Linked DNA regions of Mus musculus: region 1 is linked to region 2. Evidence: chromatin loops called from intact Hi-C (ENCODE). Cell type or tissue: heart. All regions are shown on one strand.

What was found. A loop is a pair of places that touch in the nucleus more often than their neighbours do. Peaks named below come from ENCODE experiments on the same cell type or tissue, not always from the same donor. Only the 100,000 strongest peaks of a DNase experiment are listed, where the experiment ranks them.
Region 1: it touches region 2 in a loop (5-fold over the local background); 2 of 42 quality-filtered maps call a loop at or near these places.

The regions. Positions count from the first base shown.
Region 1 is chr10:7,666,572-7,669,071 of GRCm38, reverse strand. Nup43 (nucleoporin 43) reads right to left here and starts at 1,568. Exons shown (of 8, transcript NM_145706.2): 1 at 1,391-1,568; 2 at 948-1,070. The coding sequence starts at 1,510. It also overlaps a transcript of Pcmt1 not described here. In heart, a CTCF peak has its summit at 1,481; a DNase peak (open chromatin) is centred at 1,571; H3K4me3 peaks cover 1,594 bases; H3K27ac peaks cover 981 bases.
Region 2 is chr10:7,724,978-7,727,477 of GRCm38, reverse strand. Katna1 (katanin p60 (ATPase-containing) subunit A1) reads right to left here and starts at 1,478. Exons shown (of 11, transcript NM_011835.2): 1 at 1,355-1,478. In heart, no CTCF peak of the experiment used is centred here; a DNase peak (open chromatin) is centred at 1,517; H3K4me3 peaks cover 1,909 bases; H3K27ac peaks cover 842 bases.

The DNA.
Region 1 (2,500 bases), 58 kb after region 2:
GACCTTCGGAAGAACAGTCAGGTGCTCTTACCCACTGAGCCATCTCACCAGCCCCCATACTTTTTTTTTTTTTGGTTTTTTGAGAAAGGGTTTCACTGTATAGCCCTGGCTGTCCTGGAACTCACTCTGTAGACCAGGCTGGCCTTGAACTCAGAAATCCTGCCTCTGCCTCCCAAGTGCTGGGATTAAAGGCCTGCGCCACCCCGCCCAGCACGATTTTTTTTTTTTGGATTGGGGTGTGCTTATGTGTGTGTGGGTTTGTCTCTGATGCCCAAACTCATCTTGACCTCCTGTTGTCTCAGTTTCCTAAGTAGCTGGGACTAATATAAACGCTAATTTCTACCAAGTTGTTAAAGAATGACATAAGAATAATCCCACACGATATTTACCATGTATGTTCAAAAGACCCTGTCCATCCATCTGATCAGCGAAGCAGTGAGTCTTACTTGAGGGTGGGGATACAGACACTCAAAGCAGAGAGTTCTTGCCTAGCTCTCATAAGTGCTGAGATTATCTTCATCCCAACATGAAATGATAAACCTGACTCACAGACATGTAGTCTAAATTAACATACCTGTATAAAACTTACCAAACATCGTTTGGCACATAGATGGACAAATATTGTTATTTAAGATAAGGTCTTGCTATGTATATGTAGCCCTGACTAGCTTTGAGATCCCTCCTGCCTCTGCATCCCAAGAACTGGAATTAGAGGCTTGTACCACCATGCCCGGTTTGGGCAATTCATTTTCAAACTGATTTACCTGAATTCCATTTCCCAGCCCCACTTCTGAGACTAAGTGCCTAATATGATGGCATGGCAAATTTAAATTCATAGAGATTAGTGCTGTAAATCAGGGGTAAGGGTAGACAAACTATAAGGTGCCTTGTTACCTCTAAATAGTCTCAAATTTCCTAAATTAGCTTTGGCAGACAATCAGATTTACCTGTAAATCCATGACATCCCCATGATGTCTAATATCGCACAGTAACTGATGGTCTCCTTCAAACCCTCCGTCAGAATCCAAGTTTCCAAAATCTCCAATAGACCACAGTGAAACGCAATTTTCCTGCAAAGCAGACAGTTTTAGCTTGAGGTGACGAAAACATCAACTCTAGGAAAGTCAGATTCAGATTGCCTTTCGGGCGACCTTGCTTCAATAGCATCTCAGACAAACGATATGGTTAAGAGTTGAAAAGATCAGAGATATGGCCAAGTTTGGACGGTATGACTACAGACTTGGTGAGGGTTTAAAACCAGATCCCAGGCTCAGACACACCACCAGGGCTCTCAAGTAGCGGGCAGCTAAACCAGACCAGCAAGCCCGCTTTCGCGCGCCAGCGCGGGGGGCGTGGAGCAGAGCAGCCGGGGCCCGCCCAAACCCGGTACCTCATTGTCCCAAGAGCCCGTGGCAAAGGTCTCTGTGGTCTGCAGGCTCCCGGAAGGCACTGGCCGCCAGCGGGTTTTGCTAATTTTCTGAGACACGAACTTAGCATAAATTTCCTCCATGCTGAAACCAGCAAGAAGGTTCAGCAGAAAGCACACTGCGCGCTCCTCAGGCCCGCCCCTTCCTGCGCAGTTCTGATTGGATGAGACCTCCTGAAGGAGACGGTGGCTGCAGACAGCCAATTCTCGTCAGCAGGAGCACACGCCAGCCCTTGGGCTGAAAGAATTTGAGATGTTCTTTCATGTCGGCAGCTCTGAACAAAAACCCAAACCCTTTGGCAACAAGATACACTTCTGCCCGGCGTGGTAGCGCACGCCTTTAATCCCAGAACTCGGGAGGCAGAGGCAGGCGGATTTCTGAGTTCGAAGCCAACCTGGTCTACAGAGTGAGTTCCAGGACAGCCAGGGCTACACAGAGAAACCCTGTCTCGAAAAAACAAGAACAAAACAAAAAAGATACACTTCTAATGCCAAGTCAGTCTAGGAACACTGAAAATATATTTGTGCAATAGCTGTGTATGTAATTCTAGAAGAATTTTCTTTACAAAATTAGGGTTTTTGTTCTTTTAAATGAACTTTATTATAAAATGTTGCAAACAACAACAAAAACCAAAATTAATCTGACCCCAAAGACTAAACAGCCCAATGTACTTTTGTACTTTTAGCATAGTCATTCCGAAGCTGTGTAGCTCCATATTGGATTTTATACTTTTACTATCTAGTATATATTTATTTTATCATCAAATATATTTTATGCAATTATCAACCACCAAAACAATAAAATCATTACAGATTTAGAACTCAGGAAACAATTACCTTTAATATTCTTTGATAACTAATTTTTTTAAAAATTATTTTTAATTTTTTAGAAGAGATTCTAAAATCTTATTTTATGTGTATGAATGTTTTGTTTGCACATATGTATGTGTGTGTGCTGCGTGTGTTTATGCCTAGTGGTAAGGCCAACAGAGGGGACTGAAGTCCCTATAACTTGAGTTACACAAAGTTATGACCTGCCTTGTGTGTGCTGGGAAATGACCTCAGGTCCCCTGG
Region 2 (2,500 bases):
AAGAAAGAAAAGAAAAGAAAAGAAAAGAAAAGAAAAGAAAAGAAAAGAAAAGAGAAAAGAAAGGCAGGCAGGCATCACTGTTCTCTTGGGAGCTAATTACATAAAAAGTACTAATGATTACTAAATAAAAGCTTGAACTGGGGGAAGTGTAGCCGCCTGTAATCCCAGTACCAGGCAGAAGCAAGAGTTTCAGAAGTTCAGGCCAGTTTAGGCTACAAAGGACACTGTCTATAAATAAATAAACAAATAAGGGCTGGCAACAGTTACAAGCCTAGCCTACACGCAGTACAAGGCAGAGGCAAAAGGATCCGGAGTTAAGGACCAGCTCTGGCTACAAGAGACACTGAAGAAAGAGGAGAGGGAGAGGAGAGAGAAGAAGAGAAAGAGAAAGAGAAAGAGAAAGAGAAAGAGAAAGAGAAAGAGAGAGAGAGAGAGAGAGAGAGAGAGAGAGAGAGAGAGAGAGAGAGAAAGAGAAAGAGAAGAAAGAGAAAGAGAAAGAGAGGAAAGGAAAGAAAAGAAAGAGGAGAGGAGGGGGAGGGGAGGGGGAGGGAGAGAGGAGAGGGAGAGGAGAGGGAGAAGAGAGGGAGAAGAGAGGGAGAAGAAAAGAGAAGAGAAAAAAGAGAAAGAAGAAAGGAAAGGAAAGAAAGAAAGACAAGTTTTCGTTTGTATGCCACTGAACCCACATACTGAATGAAACAAATGCTTCCTGGGATAAATTTTCTCCACAGCGCCAAATCAAAAAAGCCAAAAGCTTTCATGAGAACACTAGGCTCTCAGATTAAGAAACTAACCCCAAGAGTGGCGTGGTTGCACACACCTTTAATCCCAGCGCCAGGAGGTAAAGGAAGGCTAGTCGGGTCTACAGAGCGAGATCCAGAACAGCCAGGGAGAGAGAGAAAGAACGTCAATATTATCACCTTTAAAAGCAACAAAAACAAAACAACAAACGCCGGTGAGGGGGCTCAGCAGGTAGAGGCATTTGCCCAGCATGCCGGGCTACCCGAGTTCAACTCTGGGACCCTCGTAAAGGCGGATGGAGGGAAGCGACCCCAGAGAGTTGTCCTCTGACCTCCACTCACGCGCCCACATCTACACCATACTCAACAATAGCAATAAATCTAAAACTAAAAACAAAGGCCAACACAAAGGAGAAACAACAGAAAGAAGTAAGCCACCAGAAAGCAGTACAACTCCAACCTAACAAACTGTACGAAAAGAAGCTGAACCCCAACCTCCAGGCTCTGGGGATTTTACAAGGCGGAAGTTTCGGGATGGGGGCGTGAAAGCTTCGAACGCGTTCCCTGGTCGGGTGTCGCGGGGGCGGAACAGGGAGCCTGGAGGCCCGAGCACTCACCTAGCGCAGCCCAGGCTACCCGCCGCAGCTCCGGGTCGGGACCAAGTTGAAATGAAACCGGGAAAGCCCCTCTTAAAAGGATAGTTCCCGCACCGGCGGGGACACGCCCCGGAAGTGCGTGCTCTACGGGCGTGCGCGCGCAGGCGGAACCTGCGGAGGGGCGTGGCCGAGCTCGGGGTGCTTCTGCGCACTGTGCGCCGCGGCTAGGAAATGGGAGTAGGCGTGGGGAAGGAAAGTAGGCGGGGCGAAGGACTTGGCAATACCCCGCCTACTTCAGTACTTACTCTGTGGACCATTATCTCTTCCCAGGGCTTCTTCACTCTGCCTTAGCAGGAGATTTACACTAAGCTGCTCTGAGGTTAGGAGGTCAGGGGCTCTCTTACAGGTGAGTGTCAGTGCTCAAGCAATTCGTTTATGACAAATCTTGCTTTAGAGCCCGGTACTTAGGATTATGAAGCCTGGGACCCATGTGTCAGGGTAACGCGAATACTCTCAAGACATGCTAAGGGGTGAGATTTTATTTCCAATTCCAGGTGATCCATCACCCTCTTCCTATATCACAAAACACAGGGCACAAACTGGTACACATACATGCATGCAGGCAAGCCACTGCATATATGAAATAATGTTTTACAGGGTTTAAAGTCTTCTAAATTTTTCACCAAAAATAGAAAATATATTTTCTGCTCTAGTAGATGTGAACGTTAGTGTCACAGAGCACAGAAAACTATAATCAGCACATCAGCAAGAATAAAAAAGACCACTTAGAGAGATATAGATCAATTACTCCAAGAGATGGATTTATAATCTATACAAATGCAAAGGCCTGTTAATTTATAAAACCGGATTATAATTTAAAAGCTTCTCAAAGGTGCAAAATGAATGTATATGGTATACTTAAATATATAGGAAATCCTAGAACCTACAGGATGAATCTGTAGTAACTAATCAGAAGTATCCGGGTGGGAGTTAGTTAGGAGTTGGGAATGATGTTCTGTAGTGGAGATGTCTTCCCAGGTGTACAGTTTTACACATGAAATGAAAGTTGTAATTTGAGTTTATGTAAATTATACCTCAGTGATGTTTTGTTGTTGTTTTTTCCTTGGATATTTTCTTTTCTTTTAAGAATTATTTATTATATGTATA